Regions from separate parts of the Homo sapiens genome. Here region 1 is linked to region 2. The links are chromatin contacts, found by Hi-C in ENCODE. All regions are on one chromosome and are shown on one strand. Each heading gives the region's core, a stretch centred on a gene start or an enhancer-like site at or near the end of the contact. The rest is flanking DNA. Distances are from core to core; before and after follow the strand shown.

Region 1 (6,704 bases), core at 2,182-4,681, 360 kb after region 2:
ATTACTAATTGATCACAGCACTCTTTCCCTCTAAGCCGAGATGTAGTCTCAGAATCCTCAACACAGCCTCTATTAAATGGGGACCTGGCAATCGAGGTGACACCTACCTGTTCAACGCCCTCTCTGGAGGGCAGGATCCTGTCTTACCTAGTATCTTCCCCAGCACTTGGCTCAGGGCCCAACACGTGGCACAGATCACGGTAATAAATTTTTTTTTTTTTTGAGTTGGAGTGTTGCTCTATCGCCCAGGCTGCAGTGCAGTGGTGCGATCTCGGCTCACTGCAAGCTCCGCCTCCTGGGTTCACGCCATTCTCCTGCCTCAGCCTCCCAAATAGCTGGGACTACAGGCACCCGCCACCATGCCTGGCTAAGTTTTTGTATTTTTAGTAGAGATGGGGTTTCACCGTCTTAGCCGGGATGGTTTCGATCTGCTGACCTCATGATCCACCCGCCTCGGCCTCCCAAAGTGCTGGGATTACAGGCGTGAGCCACCTTACCTGGCCATTTTTTTTTTTTTTTTTGAGACAGAGTTTTGCTCTGGTTGCTCAGGCTGGAGTGCAATGGCACAATCTCAGCTCACTGCAACCTCGGCTTCCAGGGTTCAAGCGATTCTCCTGCCTCAGCCTCCCAAATAGCTGGGATTACAGGTGCCCGCCACCATGCCTGGCTAATTTTTGTATTTTTAGTAGAAACAGGGTTTCACCATGTTGGCCAGGCTGGTCTCGAACTCCTGACCTCAGGTGATCCGCCCGCCTCGGCCTCCCAAGGTGCTGAGATTACAGGTGTGAGCCACCATGCCCAGCCACAGTAATAAATTTTTATTGAGTGAGTGGGTGAACGAGTGGTAACCACCGAATGAACGATGCCTCCCAAAGCCAGTGGCTCTAACCAGCTTCTTTTGTAGCAACAATATGACAGCAATAATTATAACAGTAATGCCCCCAACAGCTGACATTTCCCGAGTCTCTAAGGTATTTCATCTGAGCTCTGGAATGCCATTTCCTCAGGGTCACACATCACAGGACAGAGCCAGACCCCGCCCCTGGCCTCTTGCTTCTGAGTCCAGTGCTCTGCCCCGGCCCCCACCTCTGCCAGGTCCCACCGCAGCTTGTCTGGGTCAATTGGAGCGGACCTGGACCTCAATCTGGGGAACCTGCAGGTGTTGGAGGCAGATCCCAGAGGCCGGGGTGGGAATGGGTGCTCGGGGGAGTAGTTAGTTGGGTTCTTACTCACCTGTTTGGGATTGTAGAAATACAGAATAGGAGACATCACAATGCACCACATTTACCATGACCTGACCCCCCTCCCCCCAAAATTCGTATGTCAAGACATAATCTGCGTCAAGCTTGGTGGCTCATGCCTGTAATCCCAGCACCTTGGGAGGCTGAGGCGGGTGGATCACCTGAGGTCAGGAGTTCCAGACCAGCCTGGCCAACATGGTGAAACCCCGTCTCTACAAAAAATGCAAAAATTAGCCAGGTGTGGTGGCACATACCTGTAATCTCAGCTACTCGGGAAGCTGAGGAGGGAGGATTGCTTGAACCTGGGAGGCCGAGACTGTAGTGAGTCAAGATGAGGTCACTGCACTGCAGCCTGGGTGACAGAGGGAGACCCTGTCTCAAAACAAACAAACAAAAACCAAACCAAACCAAACCAAAACAAAAAAACACCATTATCTGCAATGTGTATTAAAAGGTGAGGATTCTGGCCTGGGGCAATGGCTCACGCCTGTAATCCCAGCACTTTGGGAGGCCGAAGTGGGTGGATCACGAGGTCAGGAGATCAAGACCATCCTGGCTAACACGGTGAAACCCCATCTCTACTAAAAATACAAAAAATTAGCCAGGCATGGTGGGGGGGCGCCTGTAGTCCCAGCTACTGGGGAGGCTGAGGCAGGAGAATGGTGTGAACCCGGGAGGTGGAGCTTGCAGTGAGCTGAGATCGCGCCACTGCACTCCAGCCTGGGCAACAGAGTGAGACTCCGTCTCAAAAAAAAAAAAAAAAAAAAGAGGTGAGGCTTCTGGGAGGTGATTAGGTCATGAGGGCTCTATCCTCATGAATGGAATTCATGCTCTTAGGCAAGAGGCCTGGGGAGCCTGCTCACCCCTTCCACCACGTGAGGACAAGGCTATAAGGCATCTATGAGGAAACGGCCCTCATCAGACACCGAATCTGCAGGCACATTCATCTTGGATTTCCCAGCCTCCAGAACTGTGAACAATAAATTTGTTTATAAATAACCCAGTCTAAGGTATTTTGTCATAACAGCCGAATGGACAAGCACACCCTTTTTTGAATATGTAGAAGAGAGGTCCCCAGGGAGTGTGATCGGCCCAAGGTCACCTGGCGGCCTTGGCTGAGGAAGGTGTGCAGAGCCCAGTGTCAGAGCCCCTGAGATGCCCTCTCCTCTCCTAGGGCCCTGGGCACTTGGGGTTAGTTGTTTTGCATCCTTTTGAGAATGTGAGTCCCTCAGAGGGAGGAACCTGGGCACGTCACATAAGGCTTGGCTCAAGATAGGTGCTCAGTAAACACTGGATGGACAGATGGGCAGAAGGAAGGAGAGAATGAAAGGAGGAAAGGAGGGAAGGAATGGGTAGCTGAGTGGATTCATGGATGGGTGGATGCATGGCAGCACGGGAGGGAGGATGAGTGATTGGGAGGATGGATGGATGGATGGATGGATGGATGGATGGATGAAAGGAAGTAAGCCAACATGGATGGAATGAGTGATGGAATTGATTGTCCCCTGCACCTGGAGGCTTCCAGTGACTCAGCCACAGAGGTCAGGAAGCTGGAGACATGAGCAGGCGGCTCACCCCATGGTCCCCTCCCCCTCCCCACCTGATATTTTCATCAGGACACATCTTCTGCACCAGGCCCCTCAGCTCCTGCCCTGCAAAGCTGCAGATGCCTCTGCTGGCTTTATTAAGGCCCTATTAGCCCAGCAGCCCCAGGGAAGGCTAAAGATGCTGTCACTGCAGACACTGGTTTGGTAGCCTCAGAGGAGCTCAGTAGGGAGGGCCAGGAACCTAAGGTTACAGCGAGGTCTTTAGAGCTGCACAGGCCTGCCTGGTTTAATCCCAGTTCTTCTGCTAATTGGCTGTGTGGCCTTGGGCAACTTACTTCCCTTCTCGGAGTGGCGGCTTCTCCACCTATAAAACAGGGTCATTAACGTGCTTGTTTGAGGATTTGCTGAGCTAAAGCATTTACAACACCTAGCCCAAAGTAAGCACTTGTTACATATCCCAGGATCCCTGGGAGCCAGGTCCACGGTGGAGCGCTCATACACAGCAGCCCCCATCTTTGGGATCAGGGAGGCGCTGTGACCCACCCTATTTCATGGATGAGGAAACAGGATAACAGGAGATGAAATGCTTGGCCAAAGCCACCGTGCTGGGCAGTGACAGGGCTGAGATTCAAACATGGGCTATGGAGACCGTGACTGGGCCACTTCCTGTTCCGGCTACTGAGCAGGAACAAAGCCTGGGACGGGAGCGGGGGGCTGGAGGGGCGCTTCTCCCACTAGCTCCTCAGAGGTGACAGCGCGGAGGAGGGGAGGAGAAGGGAAGCTGGGACAATCACGCTGATGTACGGCTTCCAGCGGGATTAACTGCACCATCTGGAGGCCACGCGTCCACCTGGGTGGGTTAGGAACCCCAACCCTTCGGTGTAAACGGCAGGGGGAGACTCAGTGGATGGCAGATCGGCTGGGGGCTGCCGGGTTGACTGTGGGGACCATGTGGGGCCCACCTGGCTTTCCTGAAGCCCCCATCTACCCCTGAGGATGTCTCCCACTGAGGGGGCTGGATCTCCACCAGACTCAGAAGATTCCACAATGGCTGGATCCAAGGGTTCAAATACAAAGGGAGGGCTGTGGCCTGAGCCACCAAAAAGTACAGGAGGTGAGCAGGAAGAGCGGGGGAACAACAGAGACAGGAGCAGCAGCTGGACACTCGCTCTCAGGGGTGTGTGATGGAGACTGCACCACCTTCCAGCTGTGTGTCCCCAGCATGTGGCTTCACTTCTCTGAGGCTCTGTCCCTTCATCTGTGAAACTGGGATCTAGTCTTTACCTCACTTGGTTGCTTTGAGGGTCGAATTAGATAAGGCAATGTACAGGCCTCGGTGGAGTGCCTGGCACTGAGTAAGTTCACAGTCAGTGGTGGTTGTGATTATTATCCCCATTTGCAAGATGGGAAGACTGAGGCTCAAAGCAGCTCAGGGACTTGTGTCGGATTACACAGTTGGTTGGTGACAGAACCCATGGCCTCTGCTTCTCCTGACCCCAGTCCAGTGCTCTTTTCCTGGAGGCTTGACCAAAGATGAACCTGTCCTGGGACACAGCCAGCCCCGGAGTGTCAGAGACCCAAGGTGGCCATCTTGGGTCACACCAGCTCCAATGACAGATTCCATGTTCTAGCACCTACTGTGCACCAGATGCCATGCCACGAGCTTCTGTGCACCACCGCCAGGAGCCATCACCATCTGTGACAGGGGCACTGCGCTGTCCCCGTCGTCCAGATGCACAAGCAGTGGTTTTGGCAGAGCCAGGATCCACTGCCAGGCCTCTCTGGTCCTGGAGTCCCCATTCTCAGCACAGGCTGCTGCCCGCTGGGCCAAGATGGGGCTTCTCTACACTGCAGCAACAGCTCCCAGGCGCCCTCCCACCAAGTGTTCATCTTCTCCTTCAAGGAGAGATGGCAATACAACACCCAGACTGCCACTGTGGACCCTAAGTCTTTCTTTTTTTTGAGATGGAGTTTCACTCTTGTTGCCGAGGTTGGAGTTTCACTCTTGTTGCCGAGGTTGGAGTGCAATGGCGTGATCTCGGCTCACTGCAACCTCCGCCTCCCAGGTTCAAGCGATTCTCCTGCCTCAGCCTCCCGAGTAGCTGGGACTATAGGTGCCCGCCACCCCGCAACCCGGCTAAGTTTTCGTATTTTTTAGTAGAGACGGGGTTTCACCGTGTTAGCCAGGATGGTCTCGATATCCTGACCTCGTGATCTGCCCTCCTCGGCCTCCCAAAGTGCTGGGATTACAGGCTTGAGCCACCACACCCGGCCCATGGACCCTAAGTCTTCTGGACACCAGACAAGCTTCCCCTACAGGGCGGGGTTCCTTTCTCACATCTAGAAAGAAGGAGGGAGTAGGAAAGAAGAAACATCAGCCCCAGCCCCTCCCTCCCTTCAGCCAGCACAGGGCCGCAGTGGGGGCCCAGGCTGGTAGGCAATGATGGCAGGGAGGTAGTTTGAAGCAGGGGGGTCCCCTTTCCCCGCACACCCTCCCTACATTCCCATCTGGTCAGCCTGCTCGCTGAAAGTTGAAGTCTGCCTTGTACAAAAAAACAAAAACCTCCCTTTCCAGTGTAGAAAGCCCCAGAGACCCGAGCCACTCTGCTTGCCTTCTCTCTTGGCCCTTATGGCCAGGACAGGGGCCGGGGAAATGACAGCTGCCCTGTGCAGGGGAGAGAAATCGTATTCTTTGGCTTGGCTCCTCTCTGGGGCCATACCCCAGGAGCAGCCCACGGAGCCGGTCCCCACTGACTCCCACCAGCCACTGCCGGGAGTAGGGCCAGATGGGGCGGCTCCGGATCCCGCCTCGCTCGGCAGGCCAGGCCCGGAGACCTGTCCCCCTGGTACCTCCCGGCCTGGCCATCCGAGATGACCCTTGCCCCTTCCCCACAGCCCAGACCTCTGATCCTTATTAAAAACAAACAAAATCTAGAGAAAAAAATTATCCACAAACAGCCTGAGAGATGATCGCGCGTCCCCGGCGCACGCAGACACGCACACATACACACACGCACACCCACGCGAGGTCGCCTCCACTTAAACATGCTGCTGGAGGGCGGGTTTTGTTTATGGAACATCCACGTTTCTCTCAACTTTGGGAGGGGTGAGGACTGTTTCAGAGTTTTCTGCTAGATGGGGGAGCCTGGGGCGGCAAGGATGTCTTTTCTGCTTTGTGCTCTTTGCCGGTTCAATGGGGGAGTGAGATACGTGGACAGAAGGACCAGGAAACCCAGGAAGGGGGCCCCAGGGCAGCACCCCCACCCCCAGGGGAGGTCAGGCTCCGGGAGGGCAGCCCCGGGGCCTGGGAAGCCTGGACTGCGCCTGAGCTCCGGAGGATAGGGCTGGTGGCCCGCGTCCCCTCGGCGACCCCGCGCTGAGCCCAGGGTCTGTAGTTCCGAAAACGTCTGGGACCGCTGGGCCGGGATCCCTACCCCCTCCTCTCCCAGCCTTCAACGCCTGGAAACCAACGAACCCGCCCGGAACAAAGGCAGGCCGGCTTTCCAAAGGCAAACAAAGAACAGTTTGTCTTTTCCCTCCCCCCACCACCACCCGAGCAGGCGGCGGGAATAGGCCTAGGGGTCCGGATGGCCCCGGCGCGGCGCGGCGCCAGGGCACTCCCACGGCGCCCCCCAAGGTCCCGCTGCGAATGCGCAGGTCGGGGCGCCGGAGGCCGCGGCAGACAGCGCGGCGCCACTCCGGCCCGGTCTCCGTGGCAACGGGCTGGTGGGAGGGGCCGGGCGGTGCGGGCGCCTTGGCCGCTGTTCCTCGCGGGCACGTCGCTATGGCAACGATGTTACTCTCTGCGGCCGCTTTCCGGCTCCGCTAGCTCGCCTGACCCTGGCCGCTCGAGCCCCCTCGTCTCTCACTTGCTGTGTTTTCCCCTCTTTTCCCGGGCGTCCTCCGCCTGTATCCT
Region 2 (7,211 bases), core at 686-3,185:
GGCCTCAGAACTGCAAACTCCTGCGTCGGTCTATACTACTCGGCCATGGCCCACATCAGCAGTCAACCCTGCACTCTTTCCCAGCGATCTTGGATGTGTCCCCAGGATCCGTCACAGTGTTCCAGGCAACCTGGACTTGTCAAAGTCAGCACCTGAAGGAGAGGCCACCTGCCATTCCCCCTGGGAGTTTTCTGTTGTCAGCAGGACTTATGGTTCTGGGTCTCAGAGCTTCAGGCCTCACTGTCCTTCTGCCACGGATGCTCAAGGTTCCTGGGCAGACCAGCACCTCTGGAGGACAATGGACAAAATGTCTCTTAGACCTGTTCTGGCTGAAGGGCTATCTCTGGCACCTCTGAGATCCCTAGGTCCTGCCCTCCTGGTCCGTGGGCCAGGATGTGCAGAACAACCACTCAGGCCTTTCTGGCCCACCTGGACAGTGCATTTACCTGTGTGCTGCGGGAGGCAGACTGCACAGCTGTCCTAGGGTAACTCACTCTGCAGCCCTTGAACATGGCACTGCCCTCCTCTGGCACTCATGCTGGGCCTGTGCCCACTGCTGCCTCTCCATCCCTCTCTCATTGGCCTATACATCTCTTAGGACCTTTGTAATGGTGTCCATGCACCTTTAGAGGACTTCAGAGGCCCTGCCAAGTCTAGCATGTTCCTGTCTCCAACACCGCCTCCTGCACATGCAGAGCAGACAGAAATACCCCACACATTCCCCAGCCTCTCTGCCCAGTATGCTCATCCACAGGGTTTTCTCACTGCTATGAACCAGCCCCACAGCCCCAGGCCCCTGTCACCTGGCTATGCCCACTCATCCCACCCGTCTCGTGCTGTTGCTTCCCGTAGATGGCGAGCACCTTGCAGGCAGCCTTCTGATCAGTACTGCTCTCCTAGGGCCTGGCACACTGCAGCTGCCCTGTAAATGTTCAGCTCAGCGATTGCCAAATACCAGTTAGGGAAGAACACTGGCATCTTTTTCTATTCATTCCCCCTTCAACATATTTTTTGTAGTTTTTTATATAAATGACTTTTTTTTTTTTTTGAGATGGAGTTTCACCCTTGTTGCCCAGGCTGGAGTGCAATGGCGTAATCTCGGCTCAGTGCAACCTCTGCCTCCCAGGTTGAAGCGATTCTCCTGCCTCAGCCTCCCAAGTAGCTGGGATTACAGGCATGCACCACCATGCCTGGCTAATTTTGTATTTTTAGTAGAGATGGGGTTTCTCCATGTTGGTCAGGCTGCTCTCGGACTCCTGATCTCAGGTGACCTGCCCACCTCGGCCTCCCGAAGTGCTGGGATTACAAGGGTGAGCCACCATGCCCGGCCATAAATGATTTTATTCATTTTTATGTTTTCTTTTGGGCGGCGGGATGGAGTCTCTGTCACCCAGGCTGGCGTGCAATGGCACGATCTTGGCTCACTGCAAGCTTCCCCTTCCGGGTTCATGCCATTCTCCTGCCTCAGCCTCCCGAGTAGCTGGGACTACAGGCACGTGTGACCATGCCGGGCTAATTTTTTATATTTTTAGTAGAGAGAGGTTTCACCGTGTTAGCCAGGATGGTCTCGATGATCTGACCTCGTGATCTGCCCGCCTCGGCCTCCCAAAGTGCTGGGATTACAGGCCTGAGCCACCGCGTCCGGCCTCCATAAATGACTTTTAAAGGGGTTGTATGTTTAGTGTGAACAAAGACAGTACAAAGCATATAAAATACAAGGTGAAAGCCCCCCCCCCGCCACATTAGCTGCGCCCCTGAAGTGTCTCCAGCAGAAGAGATGGATGAATGGAAGGACACACAGATGGACAGAGAGCAGGAAAGACTGTTAGCTCTGCTAACAGTCAGGACTATTCCTTCTGGACTCTGTGCCTTTGCCTGCACAGCTAGTGTTGATGGCTTGTTTGTTGTTTTCACCAGAGTGAGCTCCTTCTGGACATACTGCCTGGCAGCCTGCCTTCCTAGGGAGCTGGCGCCAAGGCCTCTCCCTGATGGCACACAAGGAGCCTCCTTCCTGTAGCAGCGCCCAGTTTTCATGTGGATGGATTGTAGTTCATTTGACCCTCCCCATCCGCGGGCCATCCGGCTTGTGTCCAGCTTTTAGCTCTTGCCAATGGTGCTGCAGTGGCCATTCTTGTAGTTATAGCTTTGCGTACTCAGGAAGGCCCTTCTCCCGACTGCGGCCCCCAGCCTGGTCCACTAAATGCAGCCTGTGGTCGGGCAGACAGCATTGGGGTCCATTAGGAAGACCAGGTTTGCTGGGCATAAGCTTCACAGGACGGGAGAACCTGCCCATGGTGGACTGTCGTTCTCCACAGCTCCCTTCCCTTGCCCCTTCGGGCCTCCAGGATATGTTTGCGGGGGTGGGTGTGGTGTCCAGCTGTTACCAGCTTCTGAGCTAGAGCTGTACTGCCTCACGTACACCCCCACCTCTGTAAATGGTCCTTGATTAAATCGTCCTCATATTACCTCCTGCAATGTGCCAGCTGATTCCCACACACCCTGACTGACATAGTTGTGGCCTCTCGAACTTTGATATTTGGCCTGGGAGGACAGAAGAGTAAGGTCGCCACGGAAACGCAAGGGGCTCAGTTGTCCCCCCACCCCAAGTTGATGCAGCATCTTCTCGGTCAGAATTGCTTCAGGGTGGTTTGCGCACCCTCACTTTGATGATTTAATGAAGACATTTCCTTCTTTCCCAGCATCGGGCAGTAAGTTTCCTGGGCAGAGGCACTTTCTGTTGGTCTGGTCTTGTGGGCCCAGGCAAGCAGCCCCCTGCAGCCAAGGTGCGGCAATGACCACAGTGACCGCGTCCAAGTGCTGCCGAAACGCCTTTTTCCTCTTCCCTGTTTCCCTGGACCCTTTCCTGCTCTCTGTCCATCTGTGTGTCCTTCCGTTCACCTGTCTCTTCTGCTGGAGACACGTACCTGAAGCAGGTCCTCTCCTGTCACTTCCTGGCTCCCCAGGGCTAGGTCCCAGGGTGCTCTCGCTCTGGCTTTCGAGGCTCCTCACCACCCAGCCCACCCCACCCCCACAGGCCCCTGTGCTCCAGTTTCATCCCTGGTCACAATGCAGTCTGCAGATGCCAGACCCCTCTTCTGTGCCCAACGGCTGGGACACCCCTACTCCCAGAGAGGCCTCTGTGGACACCCCCACAGCTCTCGCAGCACTTGATACCTTGAGTGTGATTGGTCACATCTGGGCTTTCTCCCCCACCCATCTGTGGAACCCCAAGAGCCAGGACAGTGACCTCATCACCTCTACTGTCTCCCCTAGCACCTCTGGGAGGAAGGGCCCACAGTAGGTGCTCAATAGATGTGTAAAGAAGGCAGGGAAGCAAGAAGGTTGCTCAAACAAGACCATGTTCCCAGCAGACAGATTGCACTCTGACCCAGATGCCACCACACGAAACTTACACCTGCCTGGGGAACAATCCTGTGCTTGGCTCTCCTTGGTGGCCAGGGACAGTTGTGCCTCATCCCTCACTTGCAAACCCCAGTCCTGTCTGACCCAGAGACCCTCACAGGGCATCAGCCAGTGAAGGCGGTTTGGGGCTGGAGGATATGTTCTGATCTTGGGAAGAGCTTGGTAGGAGCCAGCCACAGAAAGTTTCAGGGCAGAACTGAACAGGTCTCGGGAAGGACACTTCATGCCAGCTAGAGAGGCTCTGGGCACAGGAAAGAATTGGACTTCGGGCAGAAAAATGTTTGTGCTATTTAGTACTATGTAACAAATCACTCCAAAACTTCATTGCTTAAAGCAACAAGCATGTATTATTTCTCATGATTCTATGATTTGACCAGCTATTCTTCCGCTCCCTGCTTGGTAGCTGGGCCACTAGGATGACTCTCCCAGAGTCCAAAATGGCCTCCCTCATATGAGTGGCAGGTGGTGTGGCTCTACCTGAATGCTTGGCAGGGCCTTGCCACATGGCAGCTTGGGCTTCCTCACAGTGTGGTGGCTGGTTTCTAAAAAGGACTGTTTCCAGGCTGGGCACAGTGGCTCATGCCTGTAATCCCAGCACTTTGGGAGGCCAAGGCGGGCGGATCACGAGGTCAGGAGATAGAGACCATCCTGGCTAACATGGTGAAACCCTGTCTCTACTAAAAATACAAAAAATTAGCCAGGCATGGTGGCACGCACCTGTAGTCCCAGCTACTTGGGAGGCTGAGGCAGGAGAATCACTTGAACCTGGGAGGTGGAAGTTGCAGTGAGCCGAGATCTTGCCACTGCATTCCAGCCTGGGTGACGGAGTGAGACTCTGTCTTTTAAAAAAAAAAAAAAAAAAAAAAAAAAAAAAGGAGTGTTTCCAGAGACAAGCCCCAATGTGTAAGTGCTTATCAAGCCTCTGTTTACATCACACTTGCTATATTTGGCCAAAATGGGGCATTTTGGCCAAATGTCCAAAGTCCAGAGTCAGTGTGGGAGGGGATTTCATAAGGGTGTGAAGAACTGGAGGTCTGATGCATTGGGGGCCAATATGGGGGGGTGGGGTGCAATATAGGGAACTAAGGGAGAGAGTAAGATGAAGGGCTGTGTCCCAATGTCTGCTCCTTTTTTGTCCTGAGGCAAAGCAAGGGCTTTCTCCCTAAGCAACAGCTCCTTACCCTGACCTTTGCCAATGAACTCAGCATAGAGGTGCTTCCTCAAGAAAGCCTGCTTTAGCCTCTCCAGCTGGGTCAGGTTGCCCTTGATCCCTATCCTGGTCTCTTTACAATTCCCTTACCGTCCTGGTGGCCTTGGTGGTCTGCCTTGTTCACTGCTGCATCCCCAGCACCAGCCTACTAAGTAAGCCTTGGAATGAGTGCACGGCTAGTCTCACAGTGCAGCCTCACACGATGTTGTTAACTGGTGCTCTACACCTTGGATCCCAAGAGGGCGAGGCCAGAGCCCAGGTCACCCCTGACCCCAGCAGGCACCACCACCCACCACCCACTGGAACCCACTTGCAGTGGAAATTCTGACCCACTGTTCCCCAAAGCAGAAGTCATCCAGGAGTGGGGTGCCTCCTGGGGGAGTAGCAAGAGGCCACATTTATGGAGCACGCTCTTTGTGCCAGCCCCGTATGCAGTGAGGTGCTCTGGAAGCTCGTTTAACCACAGCAATGCTGTGGGCTCACTACCACCCCCGCCCTGTCCCCGCCTGACAGGTGGGGAGACTGAGGTGCAGACAGCTGAAGAGATGGGACACACCTGAGCACCTCCTCCTCCTCTGAACTCCTGGTCCCTCCCCTGCCTCTGCTGCCAACCCCACTTGGAGTCTAATCCCAGTGGGAATCTGCTGCAGGTGCCCTCACCCCTGGGGCTCAATGTCTCTCAGTCAGTTGCCCCAGCACACTGCCACCCAGGGTCGAACCCCAAAAGGAGTTTATTCGCATGGCCCCAACCAAGCTCAGCCCTCCTCAGGGTCCCCCAGCTGAGCCTTCCCCTTCACTGCCGCTCCCTGCACCCTCACAATGTGAGTCTATGATTCTGTCCTTCCCAGCCCAGCAGCCATGGTTGACAGAGGCTCCACAGGGACCGGAGCAAGGCAGTTGCTCTCAGCATCTTTCAACCCTGTCCCCTGGGTGCCTGCCTGCCTCCCCCTCCTCCCAGCCCTGCTGCAGGCCTCTGGAGTGGAGAGGAGGCCAGCAGGATCCATTCGACTCACATTTCAGCCTGGGGGATGGGATGGACCACTGTCAGACAAACCTCACTCTCTGGAGGGATGCAGGGCATCTTAACCCAGGAGAACTCAGGTCACCTACAATCTAGGTAACTGAATACTGAAATGGACAGAGGATCGGTTAAATTGACACGTTCACTCATTCATTAACTCTTTTTTTAATTAATTTATTTTTTTTTTTAAGGCAACACAGCCAGGGTCTCGCTGTGTTGCCTGGGCTGGCCTCAAACTCCCGGTCTCAAGCAATCCTCCTGTCTCAGCCTTCTGAACAGCTGGGACTACAGGTGCACTACTGCACCTGGCTTCATTGACTAATTCTCATTTTTTTTGAGATGGGGTCTCGCATTGTTACCCAGGCTGGAGTGCAATGGCGTGATCATAGCTCAGTGCAACTTTCCATCATCAAGCAATCCCCCCACCCCAGCCTCCCAAGTTGTTGGGACTACAGGAATGAGCCAGCATGCCCAGCTAATTTTTAATTTTTTTTTTAATTTCACAGAGATAGGGTCTGTGTTGCCCAGGCTGCACTAATTCTTACTTGTTCATGCATTCAGCTTTCCTGGAGCCCCCTTTCTGGCCCAGCCCTTTGCATTCTCCCATTCACTCCTCCCGCAGCCCACACGGCAGATGCCAGCCCGACCCCATTTTCACAGGTGAGCCAGGCTTGGCATGGGGCATAAGCCCTGGGTCCACACAGGCAGGGCTAGACTGGGAGGCAGCTCCCTCCAGCTCTTGAAGTCCTGGGCCCCCGGGGATGCTGACAGGTAGCCAAGGAATCCCAGGCTTGGAGGGGACTGCAGAGAGACACAGCAACCAAGGGAGCCCAGGACAGGGATGAGAGAAGACATGTGGGGGGTTTCAGAGGAAGAAACTCACAGCACAGAGAGGGACCCCTCCTCTCCTGAGGGAGAAGCGGCTCCTGGAGACTGGGTGGACCCTGGGCACCGCTCCCCGCCACACACACACACAGACACCTGCCGCTTCAGGCACTGTGTGAGATGCGATGCCCTCCCAGCAGTTCCCAGGCTCCTCTGCCATCTGCTGTGGCCTACCAATGTCATCTCCCATATGTCAGCCTTCCCCTGAAGGAAACTGATGAGCAGCCAGGACGTATGACTGTCACATGCTCCTTCCAGGCAGCACAGACCCTTCCTGGCCTCCTCCCCTTTGTCCAGGCACCCCCTCAGTATTCAGGGCCACCAGCCAGTGTCTAAGCCTGGGCCCCAGGAAGGTGAGGGAGCAGGCATGGGACTCCTGTCCCTGGGCACTGTCAGCAGGCTCACCCCTTGTCTTCTGGGATACATGGTGGGTGGTCTGGGAGGCAAACCAGGTCTGGGCTCCCTCTTCCCTGACAGGTGGTTGGCACCCCTAGCCTGAGGGTACACTAGGCCTCTGCTCACTGGAAGCCACAGCCTGGCACAACTCACTGGCCCTGTCTTCGGGAACGAGCTCATCTTGTCCCAGCAATTTCGCCTCCTGTGAAGGCTGCCAATGGTGGCCAGGAGACTCCGCTGGGATTCTCCTGACTGCAGGGACCTCATCAATAATTG

The links. Hi-C counts contacts between places; a loop is a spot of excess contacts on that map. Pooled maps may share reads with other maps.
Region 1: a loop to region 2 is called in a pooled map, with 3 times the contacts of the local background. The contact joins two enhancer-like sites. A Hi-C loop is called at or near these places in 2 of 168 maps with a recorded cell type or tissue (ascending aorta and sigmoid colon) and 7 of 50 pooled maps.

The regions. Positions count from the first base shown.
Region 1 is chr22:23,515,465-23,522,168 of GRCh38, forward strand. No RefSeq gene overlaps it. Among named protein-coding and RNA genes, the nearest start is that of LINC02557, 5.5 kb to the left of the region's middle. RefSeq lists a silencer at 6,318-6,677. Within about 2 kb of position 3,432, at least 2 of the 41 ENCODE cell types and tissues checked have a DNase peak (open chromatin) inside an H3K27ac peak, as active enhancers do.
Region 2 is chr22:23,161,881-23,169,091 of GRCh38, forward strand. It overlaps RAB36 (RAB36, member RAS oncogene family), which reads left to right. Exons shown (of 11, transcript NM_004914.5): 11 at 1-3,783. It also overlaps a transcript of RSPH14 not described here. Among named protein-coding and RNA genes, the nearest start is that of BCR, 15 kb to the right of the region's middle. RefSeq lists an enhancer at 4,774-5,275. Within about 2 kb of position 1,936, at least 4 of the 41 ENCODE cell types and tissues checked have a DNase peak (open chromatin) inside an H3K27ac peak, as active enhancers do.